Linked DNA regions of Homo sapiens: region 2 is linked to region 1. Evidence: chromatin loops called from intact Hi-C (ENCODE). Cell type or tissue: heart left ventricle. All regions are shown on one strand.

Region 1 (8,000 bases):
CTGCCCCAGACTCACCTGCACAAACAGGGGAATGGTGTTGAGCCGGAAGATCTCCATGCGGTTCATGGGGTCCCGGGCGAGGATGTGCAGTGCTCCGGTGCAGCCCTCCACAATCTCCTCCATCCTCACACCATCCTGTGTGAGAGGAGGCAGGGGGCATGGGACAGGTGCCTTGGACATGGCCACAACTCCTCCCCATGACAGCCGAATGAACTTCACAGGTTCTTGGAATTGGCATCAGTTGCAACTGACCTCCCCATTCACACACACACCCACAGAGGACACCCTGACCCCCCAGGAAGGCTGTCAGAGGCACCACCAGCTCACATACCGTGTAGGGCTGCTGTGTGCCTGCAGCTACGTGGCGCTGGGCATCCTGGTGGGCCTTCACCAGCAGTTGGACGAGGCGGGGGATGACCGCTGCCTCCTGCAGCGGGGCATGGTTGGCTGGGCACAGGGCCAGATTCCTGATCAAGCCGATGGTTGCCTGGCAAAAAAAGGGGCAGTGATCAGGGGCACTTCTTGGACATCTGAAGGATCCCAGCTTCCCAGCTTCAAGTATCCCTTCCCTCCTTCACCTCTTCTGTCCCCGAGGCCAGACACAGACATACTGGAAAATATCCAGAGAAGGAGACCATCCCAGCCATGTCACTTAATCCACAGGATCTGGGAGTGCTCATGGCTAATTCTTTTTTTTTTTTTTTTTTGAGACAGAGTTTCGCTCTTGTCACCCAGGCTGGAGTGCAGTGGTGCAATCTCACCTCACTGCAACCTCCACCTCCTGGGTTCAAGCGATTCTCCTGCCTCAGCCTCCTGAGTAGCTGCGATTACAGGTGCCTGCCACCATGCCCAGCTAATTTTTTGTATTTTTAGTAGAGACGGGGTTTCGCCATGTTGGGCAGGCTGGCCTCGAACCCCTGACCTCAGGTGATCCGCCTGCTTCTGCCTTCTAAAGTGCTGGGATTACAGGTGTGGGCTACCACGTCCGGCTGCTCATGGCTAATTCTAATAGCCCTTGCTAAAATGACACCCCATTCCAGAACATCCTGCCAGCCCCATGCCTGGCCCCTCACCCTGTCCCCTCTTTCTTAACCACCCCCCACAGACACCATGACCTTGCTTGCTTTTCTGATAGTCCTCCAAGCCTGATTCTCAGGAATTCTGTGCTCTAGGTGCCCCCGAAGCCTCCTGCTTGGGTGGTGCTCACATTGTCATTAATCCCCAGCAGGGCAGCTCTGGAAAGAGGTGTCCTGAGATCTCCTCCCCAGGGTCTTTGACTCAGAGGAGCCACTCTGGCCTCCCAGAGCCTCTCAAGGTGTCATCTATTTCATCCTCAAAACAAGACGCCAGGAGGACAGGGATGAAAATCATGTGAGATGGGGACGTGAGCACAGGGCAAATGACTTGCCAAAGTCACTTGCCACTTAGCTGCTGGGTTAGGATGCAAAGTCCCACCTCAGGTTTGCAGCAGGGACCAAGCATCAAGGAGGGGTCACAATGACATTTTTTTTTCTAAACATGAATTTTCTTTTTTTAATTCAATGTATAGGCCGGGCGCAGTGGCTCACGCCTGTAATCCTAGCACTTTGGGAGGCCAAGGCAGGCAGATCACTTTAGGTCAGGAGTTCGAGACCAGCCTGGCCAACATGGTGAAACCACGTCTCTACTAAAAATACAGAAATTAGCCGGGAATTGCTTGAACCTGGGAGGCGGAGGTTGCAGTGAGCTGAGATCATGCCACTGCACTCCAGCCTGGGCAACAGAGCAAGAATCTGTCTCAAAAATAATAATAATAATAAAAAATAATAATTCAATGTGTAGAATCACTTAGAGTCATTCTTATCTGCACTGGGTTTTTTTTGTTTGTTTGTTTTTTTGTTTGTTTTTTTTGAGACGGAGTCTCGCTCTGTCGCCCAGGCTGGAGTGCAGTGGCGCGATCTCAGCTCACTGCAAGCTCCGCCTCCCGGGTTCACACCATTCTCCTGCCTCAGCCTCCTGAGTAGCTGGGACCACAGGCGCCCGCCACCACGCCTGGCTAATTTCTTTGTATTTTTTTAGTAGAGATGGGGTTTCACCGTGTTAGCCAGGATGGTCTCGATCTCCTGACCTCGTGATCCACACGCCTCGGCCTCCCAAAGTGCTAGGATTACAGGCGTGAGCCACCACGCCTGGCCATGTTTTTTGTTTTTGTTTTCCAAGACGGAGTCTCTCTCTGTCACCCAGGCTGGAGTGCAATGAGCGATCTCAGCTCACTGCAACCTCTGCCTTCCGGGTTCAAGTAATTCTTCTGCCTCAGCCTTCCGAGTAGCTGAGATTACAGGCACATGCCACCATGGCCAGCTAATTTTTGTATTTTTTGTGGAGGCGGGGACTTACTATGTTGGCCAGGCTGGTCTCGAACTCCTAACTTCAGGTAATCCTCCCGCCCCGTCCTCCCAAAGTGCTGGGATTACAGGCGTGAGCCACTGCGCCTGGCCTGTCTGTACTATTAAATTGTCTTAAATGTAGCTGGCGGATGCCCCTGCCAGCTGGCTCCTGTGCCCGTTGACAAGACCCTCATCGATGGTAGCTTCCTCACTCTCTGGCACCAGATGCCACCTTGCCTTTGGCTGCCTTCCTTGTCTCTACATATAGATATACACACACACAAACGCTTTCCCCCATAACTCTGTCCCTTGGGTCTGCCCACACCCTGACCCACTCTCACTTCCCCCACCTGACAGGGAAGTGACACACAGCTAGCTCTCTTCCACCCAGGTAGCCTCAAGAAGAAGACCCCACTCCTTCACACACCCAACTCCCTATGGGAGATGCTAAGCGTCCCCAGAATCCTCTGTGCCCTGTGTCTCTGTAGTGGCTCTCCTGATTTTCAGCAGGACACACGGCCATCTGGCTGGTGATCACACTTCCTAACCTCCTTGCACCTTGATGTGGCTGAATGACCAAGTTCTGGGGTGTGAGCAGGAGTGATGTGTGCCACTTTCTGGTGGCCGCTAGCCATCCCCAGTTCTCAGGGCTAGAACACATCCGTGGGGATGATACAGTCCACTCATTCGTGTGAGGACAACCCTCTCGTCTACACCCAGTGGCATAAGAAATGTGCTCCATGGAGCAGCACCTGCGAGCTTGTTAAAAATACAGAATTGGGCCAGGTGCAGTGGCTCACACCTGTAATCCTAGCACTTTGGAAGGCCAAAGTGGGTGGATCACCAGAAGTCAGGAGTTCAAGACCAGCCTAACCAACATAGAGAAATCCCGTCTCTACTAAAAAATGCAGGAGAATCGCTTGAACCCGGGAGGCGGAGGTTGCAGTAAGCCGAGATCGCACCATTGCACTCCAGCCTGGGCAATAAGAGCAAAACTCCGTCTCAAAAAAAAAAAAAAAAAGAAGAAATACAGAATTGTCCGGGCCTGGTGTCTCACACCTGTAATCCCCGTACTTTGGGAGGCTGAGGCTGGTGGATCACTTGAGTTCAGGAGTTCAAGATCAGTCTGAGCAACATGGCAAAATCCCATCTCTACTAAAAATACAAAAATTATCCAGACATGGTGGCGTGCACCTGTAATCCCAACTACTCAGGAGGCCAAGGCAGGAGAATCACTTGAACCCGGGAAGCAGAGGTTGCAGTGAGCCAAGAATGTACCACTGCACTCCAGCCTGGGCAATAGACATTGTCTCAAAACAACAAAAAAAAGACATACAGAATGGCAAGCCCTCTGCAGCAGGCCTGCAGAGAGACAGAGAGAGAGAGAGAGAGAGAGAGAGAGAGAGAGAGAGAGAGAGAGAGAGAGAGTGTGTGTGTGTGTGTGTGTGTGTGTGTGTTTTAGATTGTTTATTTGTTTGGGCTTTTTTTTTTTTCCAAATTTTTTGTAAGAGATGGGTGTCTCACTATGTTACCCACGATGGTCTCAAACTCCTGGCCTCAAGTGATCCTTCCGCTTCCGCCTCTGCCTGCACCTCCCAAAGTGCTGGAACTACAGATGTGAGCCACTGCACCCAGCCTCCTGTTTTTCTTTTCTTTTAAGACACGGGTTCTTGCTCTGTCACCCAGGCTGGAGTGCACTGATGCAATCATAGCTCACTGTAACCTCCAACTCCTGTGCTCAAGCGATCCTCCGACCTGAGCCTCCCCTCCCCAGTAGCTGGGACCACAGGCGTGCACCACCACACCTGGCTAATTTCTGTTGTTGTTATTGTTGTCGAGACAGGTCTTGCTATGTTGTCCAGGCTGGTCTCAAATTCCTGGCCTCAAGCAATCCTCCTACCTTTGCCTCCCAAAGTGTTGGGATTACAGGCATGAGCCACCGTGCCTGGCCCTGGAACCTGCAATTTAATGAAACCACCCAGGGTACTCATGTGCATTTTGAACTCTGAGCTCTGCCCTAGGGGCTGGTAGAGCTACAAGATAGAAATCCCAATTCTGGAATTTTAGAGCAGAGCCATTGTTGAGGTCTAAACTATTACACGAGAGAGAAATAAACTTCTGTCTTATTCGAGCCACTGTATTTAGGGCTTCTTTGCTACAGCGGCTTTGCCTATACCAATACAGCACCTAAGCCTGCTGCAGGGAGCTCCTTCCCCTCGCCTAACAGCAGTACCTTGACCAGTGGCCACTGGTTGGGCTGGTTGAGCAGCTTCACGATGGCTGGGATGCCATAGTTGAGACGCACAGAGTTCTGGGCCATCTCGGCCTCAGGGTGGCGGCTAGTGAGGTGGCGCAGAGCGCAGACGGCAGGCTCCGTGATGTCGTCCTTGTCACCAGCACGCAGGATGGCATGGATGAGAGCCTCCACACCGCTGTTCTGTGTCACCAGCGTCTTGTTCTTGCTGTTGTTGCATGTCAGGTTGGAGAGTGTGCCCGTGGCACAGGTGAGGACGTTGACGTCATCCACACTCAGCTGATTCACCAGAATCTTCAGCACACTCTCCAGGCCCTCCTGGAGGGCAAGGAAGGGACGGGGGAGTCAGGGAGCAGCCAACTCCAGGGAGCCTTCTCGAATATGTCCAAGGGGAGTGGGATGACCTAAAGGGGTCAGCCCTGCCTGTGTGTGCCCGGGAACTTTCATCCCTATGACCCGCCACACCCTGTGAGAGGGCGTTACTATCCTGTGGTGCAAGTGAGGCAATGAGGCTCAGAGAGGTTGGGGAACTTGCCCACAGACACACAGCTAGTGGCTGGATCTGAACCCAGGCTTGGCTCTAAGCCCCACATCTCTTCCCTCCAACTCATCAGCCTTTCCCTGGGGCCCTCAGACCCAGGCAGAACCCTCCTCAGGCCAAAGTACGGTGGCCAAGGGAGGCCTCGAGACCAGGAGGCAATTGTTGAGGGGGCCGCATGATTCAGTGGCCCAGCTGAGCCATGTCTACTCGCTTGTCACCTTTCTGGGCCTTCACTGCTGCCCCACCACCCTGGGGCCCTGAGCCAAATCCATTTCCAGTAAAATCACTACCTCAGACGTCTATCTCACTTCTCCCAGGGAGACACGTGGGCCTTGTGGTGGAACAGAAAAACCCCAGCTTTGGGGACGGACAGTCCTGGGTTCAAATCCCAGTTCTGCCATTTACTACCTGTGACCATGGCCATTAGCTCCCCGAGCCTCAGTGTCTTCATCTAACCCACAGGGTCCCACACTCTAACCCCAGGTTGAATGAGCTACTGTCCACAAATGCCACGCAGAGGGCCAGCACAGGGTGAGCACTTGATAAACAGCATATTGCTAGGGGAGGCCTGGGGAATGGTTGTTGGAAGGAGGCACAGGGCACTTGCCCTGGAGCTGCATTTTTCCTTAAATTGTATTTTTAGTCATGGGGGCCTGTCTCTTGGTACACTATTGCTCCAGCCCAGGGCCCAGGTCAAAACTGTTCTTTTGCTGGATGTGGTGGCTCACGCCTGTAATCCCAGCACTTTGGGAGGCCAAGGCGGGTGGATCACCTGAGGTCAGGAGTTCAAGACCAGCCTGCCCAACATGGTGAAACCCTGTCTCTAATAAAAATACAAAAATTAGCCAGACATGATGGCAGGTGCCTGTAGTCCCAACTACTCGGGAGGCTGAGGCAGGAGAATCACTTGAGCCCAGGAGGCGGAGCTTGCAGTGAGCCGAGATTGCACCACTGCACTCCAGCCTAGGTGACAGAGTGAGACTCCGTCAGAAAAAAAAAAAAAAAAAAAAAAAGAGATGAGGGTTTTCAAGGCATTTCCAGCCTCAGTCACAAGGAAGAGAGATTTAGAGCCCCCAGTCCTCCCACAGTACCTCAGGTCAGATGCCCAGACAGGAGGCTGGATGGGGCAGCTGAAGAGGTCAACCCCAGGCCCAGATACCTCCCTCACCTGCTTGGTGGCCACATCTGAGAGGTTGCGCAGGGTCCACAGGCAGTTCTGCACCAGGCGGGGGCTGTTGCTGGTCAGGTGCTTGCCCAGGGCCTGCATCCCACCTGGGGCAGGGATAGGGGTGCCATCAGCCACGGGGAGCATGGCTGACTGAGCCTGGCAGCTGGGCAGAGCTCCCACCCCAGCCGCCCTCAAGGCCATCATACTCACCAGCCTCCACAATGGCAGGCTTATTGCTGGGACACACGGATAGCACCTTGAGCACACGACTGGTGGTCCAGAGCAGCTTTTCATAACTGTAGTTACGCATGATCTGCACGAGGGCCTGGGGCCCACCATTGGCCAGGATGATCAGCTATGGGTAAAGAGGGAATGAGTGTGAGATGGACGGGGAATATGACAGGAACAAGGAAGCGCGGGACAGGAGACAGAACTGTCATTACTGAGCTTCAGCTAAAGCACGAATAGTTCGTTTTTTTCTTTTAATGTATTTTTTTCTTTTTATAAAGATGGGGGTCTCACTATGCTGCCCAGGCTGGTCTAGAACTCCTGGCCTCAAGTGATCCTCACACCTCAGCCTCCCAAAGTGCTGGGATTACAGATGTGAGCCACCACACCCAGCCAAGCACCCCAATAAGTTTTTTTGTTTTTTTTTTTGAGATAGAGTCTCGCTCTGTCACCCAGGCTGGAGTGCAGTGGCACGATCTCAGGTCACTACAACCTCCGCCTCCCGGGTTCAAGCAATTCTCATGCCTCAGCCTCCCAAGTAGCTGGGATTACAGGCGTGTGCCATCACGCCCGGCTAATTTCTGTAGTTTTTGGTAGAGACAGGGTTTCACTATGTTGGCCAGGCTGGTTTCAAACTCCTGACCTCAGGCAATTCACCCGCCTCTGCCTCCCAAAGTGCTGGGATTACAGGCGTGAACCACCACACCCAGCCCACCCCAATAGTTTCATGACTGTTATGTAAGCCAAAATTTTGAAAAAAGGATAATACCCAGTGCTGACAAGGACATGACAAAACTATATGCACACCCATTACCAGTTATGGCACTGGAAATTAGTCCAGTCCTTCTGGAAATCAATCTGGCCATTTGGGGAAAAGCCTAGAAGTGTTAAAAATTGATGAGAATTTTTTCCGCTCTTTGACAAAGGCTAGACATTCATTACAGCATTGTTTATAAAGGTGGAATAGGAGCAATCTAAATACCCTCCCTCAGAATAAAGCCTGAGGTCTCCACTTAATGAAATGCTATCTGTAGGCTGGGTATGGTGGCCCATGACTTTAATCCCAGCATTTCGGAGGCTGAAGCAGGAGGATTCCTTGAGGGTAGCCTGGGCAACAGAGCAAGACACCATCCCCACAAAAAATTTAAAACTTAGCCCGGGTGCTAATTAGCTCAGTAGTATGTTCTCATAGTCCTAGCTATCAGGAAGACTAAGATGGGAGGAATGCTTGAGCTCAGGAGTTTGAGGATGCAGTGAGCTAGGATCATGCCACTGCACTCTAGCCTGGGTAACACAGTGAGACCCTGTCTCAAAAAAGAAAGAAAAGGAAAGAATGGGAAGGAAGGAAGAAAGAGAGGAAGAGAGGGAAAGGAAAAGGAAAAGGAAAAGGAAAAAGGAAAGGGGAGGGGGAAAGGGGAAAGGAAAGGCAATCTGTCATTATTA
Region 2 (8,000 bases), 130 kb after region 1:
CATCGAACGTAAAAGGCTTTCCGGAGGGGAAGCTCACAGTGGCAGGTCCGATGATGGTCACTCCCTTCTGGTCCGCCTTCTTGATCAGCTTTCTCGTGAGGGCCTCAGGGATGCCTTCAGCTATGATGGCGATGGTCCGGATCTAGAGGATGACAAAAGTCCCTTCCTGTTAACTCTCTGCCTCAGAAAGGGCAACAAGACAGCACCGTTTAAGGGCCCACCTCCCATTCCACATGTCCTCTTCCAGGGTCCAAGAACAAAGTAATGTTAACAATATGCATATCAGCCGGGCGCGGTGGCTCATGCTTGTAATCCCAGCACTTTGGGAGGCCGAGGAGGGTGGATCTTCTAAGGTCAGGAGTTCGAGACCAGCCTGGCCAACGTAGCAAAACCCCGTCTCTACTAAAAATACAAAAATTAGCTGGGTATGGTGGTGCGCGCCTATAATCCCAGCTACTAGGGAGGCTGAGGCAGGAGAACTGCTTGAGCCCGGGAGGTGGAGGTTGCAGTGAGCTGAGACGGCACCACTGCACTCCAGCCTGGGTGACAGAGCGAGACTCCATCTCAAAAACAAAAACAAAACAAAACGAAAAAACAAAACCAATATGCATCTCATTCTTCCCACAGGCCTCTGCTCGTAATCACTCTAACCATCTCCTGAAAACACAAGTGGTGGATAGCCGAAACTGATCTCCACTAGCTAACACCACAGTGATCCACCCAAGAGAGGCAGGTATTTCGGAAGCCCTGCTACAGTCATAGCAGCTACGTTCACTCTCACCCAAAAGCTCACACCCTCCTGTTGTCTACCTGTTCCTGTGCCTGCTCATAAAGCAGCTATCTAAGGCTTTTCTTCATGGGACCCTCCGAGTCTTGTCACCATCCCCACAGGACAGGGTCAGCGTTTAAGAGAAATGAGCTGCTTCTACACTCAGCCCAGAGGCGGGGTGGGAGGGGCATGGGACAGATCCAGGAATCACTTCTCTTTGGCTCTAAACCAGGGCCAGCAAACTTCTGTAAAGGGTCAAGATAGTATTGTAGGGGCCAGGTAGAGTGGCTCATGCCTGTAATCCCAGCACTTTGGGAGTCTAAGGCAGGTGGATCCCTTGAGCCCAAGAGTTCAAGGCCAGCCTGGGCAACACAGGGAGACCCGGTAGGAGGATCAATTGAACCCAGGAGGTTGAGGCTACAGTGAGTTGCATGATTGCATCACTGCACTCCAGCCTGGGCTACAGAGCAGTATGTGTGTCTCTTTAAAACCAAACAAAAACCCCTGGCTGTGCGCGGTGGCTCACATCTATAATCCCAGCAATCTGCAAGGCCAAGGTGGGCAGATCATTTGAGATTGGGAGTTTGAGACCAGCCTGACCAACATGGAGAAAACCCATCTCTCCTAAAAATACAAAATTAGCCAGGCATAGTGATGCATGCCTGTAATCCCAGCTACTTGGGAGGCTGAGGCAGGAGAATCACTTGAACCTGGAAGGCAGAGGTTGCGGTGAGCCGAGATCACACAACTGCACTACAGCCTGGGCAATGAGAGCAAAACTCTGTCTCAAAAAACAAAAAACAAAAACAAACAAACAAACAAAAAACAGCCCTAAAACTAGGTGATGTGCTAGGTTTTGCCTTGGGCCATAGTTTGCCAACCTCTGCCCTAAACTAAAGAAGCAGCAGCCGGACGTGGTGGCTCACGCCTGTAATATCAGCACTTTGGGAGGCCGAGGCGGTTGGATCACCTGAGGCCTGGAGTTCAAGACCAGCCTGATCAAAAAGGTAAAATCCCATCTCTATTGAAAATACAAAAATTAGCTGGGCGTGGTGGCAGGCGCCTGTAGTCCCAGCTACTCGGGAGGCTGAGACAGGAGAATTGCTTGAACCCGGGAGGTGGAGGTTGCAGTGAACTGAGATCACGCCGCTGTACTCACTCTAGCTTGGGTGATGGAGAAAGGCTCCATTTCACAAAAAAAAAAAAAAAAAAAAAAAAAAAAAAAAGAAGTAGCTCATTTTCAGCAAATGTATTTTTTCACTTCCTCTAGGTATCAAGACAATTTTATATTCTCCAGTCATAAACTGAAATAAGCCAGTCTGGGATCAGATGATAATTTTCAACAAAATAATCAATATCCTAATTTTATTTTTTTTGAGATGGAGTCTCTCGTCGCCCAGGCTGGAGTACAATAGCACGACCTTGGCTCACTGCAACTTCCACCTCCCGGATTCAAGTGATTCTCTTGCCTCAGCCTCCCAAGTAGCTGGCACTACAGGTGTCTGCCACCATACCCAGCTATTTTTTTTATTTTTAGTAGAGGCGGTGGCCAGGCTGGTCTCGAACTCCTGACCTCAAATGATCCACCCACCTTGGCCTCCCAAAGTCCTGGGATTCCAGATGTGAGTCACCGCACCCAGCCTCAAACCTGCACCTTCTGATGCAGTAGTTCAACTTCTAGAAATTTATGCTTAGGGAATAATTAAGGATATAGGCAAATGTTAATCCGAGATTGCCCATCACAAGATTTGCAAAAGCAAAAGTGATGCTGCCAGTTAGTGCTTACTGATGTGGAAAGAGCAACTGAAGAAAGCAGATTATATGAGTGGCATACAGTATTATTCCCTTTGCTCAAATCTAGAAAAGGGGGTAGATAAGGACATACCGTCATAGCAGCAGTCATGTTTTTCTGAAATGGGACCTCAAGTATTTATTTTCAACAAAACAGTATTTATCAGTATTTTGAAACTGTTCTATAATAAATATGTAATATTTTTATAATGAAATGTTGGAGTCTTTCTGAGCCTCCTCTGGCTTGGGAAGCTGACCGATTGAAAAAAAAAAAAAAAATTTGCCGGGCGCGGTGGCTCACGCCTGTAATCCCAGCACTTTGGGAGGCCGAGGCGGGCGGATCACGAGGTCGAGAGATCGAGACCACCCTGGCCAACATGGTGAAACTCCGTCTCTACTAAAAATACAAAAAAAAAATTAGCCGGGCATGGTGGCAGGCGCCTGTAATCCCAGCTACTTGGGAGGCTGAGGCAGAAGAATCACTTGAACCCGGGAGGCGGAGGTTGCGGTGAGCCGAGATTGCACCATTGCACTCCAGCCTGGGCAAAAAGAGTGAAACTCTGTCTCAAAAAAAAAAAATTTTTTTTAATTAAAATAGGCCAGGTGCAGTGGCTCACTCCTGTAATCCCAGCACTTTGGGAGGCCAAGGTGAGTGGATCACTTAAGGCCAGGAGTTCGAGACCAGTCTGGCCAACATGGTGAAACCCCATCTGTACAAAAAAAAAAAAAAAAAAAAAAGCCAGGTGTGGTGGCATGTGCTTGTAATCCCAGCTACTCAGAAGGCTGAGGCACGAGAATCACTTGAGCCTGGGAAGTGGAGGCTGTGTGACAGAGTGAGGCCCTGTCTCAAAAAAAAAAAATAAATAAATACAAACATACATAAAATAAAGTGCTTTAATCCTGATTTGTTTTTTTGTTTGTTTTTGAGACAGGATCTGGGACTTACTCTGCTGCCCAGGCTGGAGTGCAATGGCATGATAACAGCACACTGCAACCTCAACCTCCTGAGCTTAAGCGATCCTCCTACCTTAGCCTCCCTACTAGCTGGGACTAGTGAGTGCCATCATGCCTGGCTAATCCTTTTTTAAGTACAGACAAGGTCTTGCTGTGTTGTTCAAGTTGGTCTCGAACCCCTAGCCTCAAACAATACCCCCGCCTCTGCCGCCCAACAAACACAAGCCATGGCATCCAGCCAATCCCAGTTTTCAAGCCAGTTATGCATAGCACAGAGAGGATATAGTGGGGGTGGGGTGGAGCCTGAGCCACCTCATTTATTTATTTAACATTTATTTATTTATTTATTTAGAGTCTCACTCTGCTGCCTAGGCTGAAGTGCAGTGGTGTGATCACAACTCACTGTAGCCTTGACCTCCCAGGCTCAAGTGATCATCCTACCTCAGCCAGCACATGCCACCATGTCCAGCTAATTCTTTTTTTTTTTTAATTTTTTTATAGGGACAGGGTCTTGCTTTGTTGGTCTCAAACTCCTGGGCTCAAGCAATCTTCTTGCCTTGACCTCCCAAAGTGCTGGAATAACAGGCATAAGCCACCATGCCCAGCGTATATTTTATTTTACTTTATTTAATTTTTTAAAGACAGGGTCTTGCTCTGCCACCCACGCTGGAGTGCCATGGAATGATCATAGCTAACTGCAGCCTTGAACTCCTGGGTGATCAATTGATCCTCCTGCCTCAGCTTCCTGAGTAGCTGGGACTACAGGTGTGAGTCACCATGCCTGGCTTGACTAATTTTTAAGCTTTTTGTAGAGAATGGGTCTCGCTTTATTGCTTAGGCTGGTCTTGAACTCTTGGCTTCAAGCAATCTTCCTGCCTCTGCCTTCCAAAGTCCTAGGATTACAGGCATAAGTCACTGTCCCAGGCCTGAGCAGCCTCTTTGTAAGCCCAGATAAGCAGCCTCTGCCCAGACTGACCTGCCCTAAGTCACTATCCTGACTTCTGAAGATCATGTGTCTCCAACCATTTCCACCTAAACCACTGGCTACTCCCAAATCCCCAGCCCTTTGTCCCAGGCAGCAGTGACGGGACATCAACCAGGAGCCATTCCTGCTTCCCCACCCTCTGTCCCCTAGAGCCCAGTGATCTACCTGCGCATAGTTCATGGTCCCCACCCCCCACCCTCCAGAGCCCAGTGATCTACCTGGGCATAGTTCATGGTCTCCATGGTGCTGTCATAGGCAGAGCGGAGAGAGGCAAAGTTGATGAGCACATCTACCTCCGGATGCTTCCTCATGGCATCAGCCATGTTCTTGAAGACAGGGATCAGGATCTCTTTGTGCCCCCAGTAAAACTTCTGCTTGTGGTCCCCACTGTGAGAAAGTAAAAGAAGAATTAGGATATCCTCAACCTGTCAGGACTGGGGAAGGGGAAGCTGAGGGGAGGAATTTCACCTAGAAGATAGAAAAGGCATGGTCTGTGCCCTCAAAGAATTTTCATCTAAGGGACAAAGATCCCCCAGGAATACTGACTGCCTCTGTCTCTAGGATGGGCAAAGCCTTCCCCAGCAAAGGGAATGAGCTCACTGACTCCTCAAGCCTTGCCTTTTTTTTTTCTTTTGAGACAGGTTCTTGCTCTGTCACCCGGGCTGGAGTGCAGTGGCATAATTAGAGTTCACTGCAGCCTCAACCTCCAAGGCTCAGGCAATCCTCCTGCCTCACCCTCCCAAGTAGCTGGGACTACAGGTGCACACCACCATATCCGGCTAATTTTTAAATTATCTGTAGAGATGGGGGTCTCCCTATGTTGCCCAGGGCTGGTCTCAAACTCCTGGGCTCAAGCAGTTCTCCCACCTCGACCTCCCAAAGCGCTAGGATTACAGGCATGAGCCACTGTGCCCAGCCCCAAGCTTTGTCTTAGCAGAGGAAGGAGATATTTCCCGCCATGGGGTAACTCACGTGAAAGGGTAGACCATGGCAGCCACTGAGGGCTCGTCTCGGGAGCAGACATAGTCAAAGTCCAGCATGCCTTGCACGGCCCGGGTCTGCATGCCCCACACAATGGCCTTGGTGTGGCGGCTGAAGAGGGTGGTGCTCTTTCCTGGTGGGCAAAGACACAGAGAGTGCACCCAGAACACATACCCCCAGGAGACCTGCAGGGGCCAGGGCTGCCTGACAGACCCCTCCACGCCCCATGTCCACAGGGTGATGCCTCATCACAACCGTAAAGGAATGTCAAGAGGACAGAATTCTGAGAACTTGGGGAGGAGGTGCCTCGATTTTTCTGGAAGAAGGTGGCAGAAAGAGCAAATCAAGCTAAGAGGGCCTGCTAGCTGGTAAGTAGCTCTGCAAAGAATGGAGAAAGAAGGGCCCCACAGTCAAAGATGCCCAGGATAATTCCTATAGGACCTGCTTCATTTCCCAGGCAAGGTGTGTCATCAGCTTATATGCAAATGAGGTCTTAACAAATTATTTTTAAAGTCATTGGAAAAAAATGCTTAGCTCGCCCAATTTTGGTGGGTTCAGGACTTATGTTCCAACAATGCTTATTACCCTGTAAATCTGGACATAAAACCAGCTCCAGTCAGGGTTTGAATCAGCATGAATTCTAGGTCAGTGTAGGTCCAAAGAAGAGGTTTGTGCAGCCGGGGCTGAGGACACAGCAGCCTTATCGCTAACTGTGGTTCTGGCCAGGGCTCTGCACAAGGCAGGAGCAGCAAGCTAGTTACACAGGGCCAGTGCCCTCAACCTGCTCTCCTGTTTTTCCTGTCCTTCTCCCTTCTACCAGGTGGCTCTTTCCTGCTCAGGACAGTGCTCTTGGACAGACCCTCCAGTGGGCACTTAAGAGGTAAGGCGCAGGTCAGGTGTGGTGGCTCACGCCTGTAATCCCAGCACTTTGGGAGGCTGAGACCAGTGGATCACTTGAGCTCAAGAGTTCAAGACCAGCCTGGCCAACGCGGTGAAACGCTGTCTCTAATAAAAATACAACAATTAGCTGGGTGTGGTGGGGTGGACACCTGTAATCCCAGCTACTCAGGAGGCTGAGGCAGGGAGAATCGCTCGAACCCGGGAGGCAGAGGTTGCAGTGAGCCGAGATCGTGCCAGTGCACTCCAGCCCAGGTGACAGAGCGGGACTCCATCTCAAAAAAAAAAAAAAAAAAATTAGCGTGGTGGCATGCACCTGTAATCCCAGCTTCTTGGGAAACCAACACACAATCACTTGAACCAAGGAGGCAGAGGTTGCGGCGAGCCAAGATCGCACCACTGCACTCCAGCTTGGGCCACAGAGTGAGACCCTGTCTCAAAAAAAAAAAAAAAAAAAAAAAGGGTAAGGGAACAAAAGGAGCTGGTAGAAGTGCAGTTCTCTAGGTGGGCATAGTGGTGCGTGCTTGAGTCCTAGCTACTTAGGAGACTGAGATGGGAGGATCACTTGAGCCCAGGAATTCGAAACCAGCCACCGCGGCATAGTGAGACCCCACCTCAAAAAAAAAAACAACAAAGAAAAACCTTCCATGATGCGATTATTACGCATTGCACGCCTGTACCAAAATATCTCATGCACCCCTACTATGTACCCACAAAAATTTTAAAAAGAAAATTTTAATGCAGCAAGTATATTTAAAAAAAAAAAGAAAAAAGTGCAGTCCTTAGCCTAAAGGGAAAGGACTTTTACCACGCTTCAGGCAGTTGACTTTCCCCTCTGGGTCCCTGCAAGTCCAAGAGGAGGAAAGCAGCCCTCAGGGAGGTTCTGAGCTCCCCTAGGAAGAATGATGCATCTAGCCCAGTGGCATCTCGTATTAATTAACCTACTGTACTAGAGCAGGCTTGGCTAACCAAGTTCATGGTCTCATTAAATCCCTGTACAGGCCTGCCTCTTCCATCACAGCCTTACAGCTTCTCATGACAGAAGGTTCCTGATGTTGCAAATACCTGGGATTTACTGTCACCTAGACCCCCCGGGTTCTGCTGAGACATGAGATCACAGAACAAGGGGAGCCACCTAATCCAGTTCTCCCACTTCCCAGTCCTAGGAAACTGAAGCCCAGAGATGCCAAATGATTGAGGTCCGAGGTCATCCAGCATCAGAGCCAGGATTACACAATCACTTAAAATGCAGCTCAACTGTGAAAGTGAGGAGGGAGAATATAAGTGTGAGTTCATGACCCGCCATCCTCAGGGGAAGCCTGCATCATGTCACCCCCGCCAGGTGACGCACGTGCACATGCCTCTGATCTATCTACCCTGCCAGCTACAGAAATCAAGACAAAGCCTGGAATCTACCAACCTACCAGCATCTCCAGCAGGAAGGGTGGAGGTAAAGTGGCCCTTCCTCAAGCACAGAGAAACCAAAGCTGAAGGGTGTATCCTCAGCCCACCAGCAGCAGAGAGGCTCCAGAGAGAACCTCTGTGCCAGGGGCTATGCCCCCTACACCAGGCCTCCTCTGGCCTCGCTGAGGGGAGGGCTCGCTCAGCCATAATCTGTTCTCC

What was found. Hi-C counts contacts between places; a loop is a spot of excess contacts. Peaks named below come from ENCODE experiments on the same cell type or tissue, not always from the same donor. Only the 100,000 strongest peaks of a DNase experiment are listed, where the experiment ranks them.
Region 2: a loop joins it to region 1, with 5 times the contacts of the local background. A loop is called at or near these places in 2 of 110 quality-filtered maps.

What each region holds. Positions count from the first base shown.
Region 1 is chr17:41,758,384-41,766,383 of GRCh38, forward strand. JUP (junction plakoglobin) reads right to left here. Exons shown (of 14, transcript NM_002230.4): 6 at 6,540-6,684; 7 at 6,330-6,433; 8 at 4,600-4,938; 9 at 332-487; 10 at 16-135. Among named protein-coding and RNA genes, the nearest start is that of JUP, 24 kb to the right of the region's middle. In heart left ventricle, no CTCF peak of the experiment used is centred here; no DNase peak of the experiment used is centred here.
Region 2 is chr17:41,887,562-41,895,561 of GRCh38, forward strand. ACLY (ATP citrate lyase) reads right to left here. Exons shown (of 29, transcript NM_001096.3): 15 at 5,472-5,613; 16 at 4,718-4,886; 17 at 38-142. It overlaps LOC124904005 (a long non-coding RNA gene), which reads left to right and starts at 5,624. Exons shown (of 2, transcript XR_007065757.1): 1 at 5,624-7,827. RefSeq lists a silencer at 5,982-6,182. In heart left ventricle, no CTCF peak of the experiment used is centred here; no DNase peak of the experiment used is centred here; H3K27ac peaks cover 320 bases.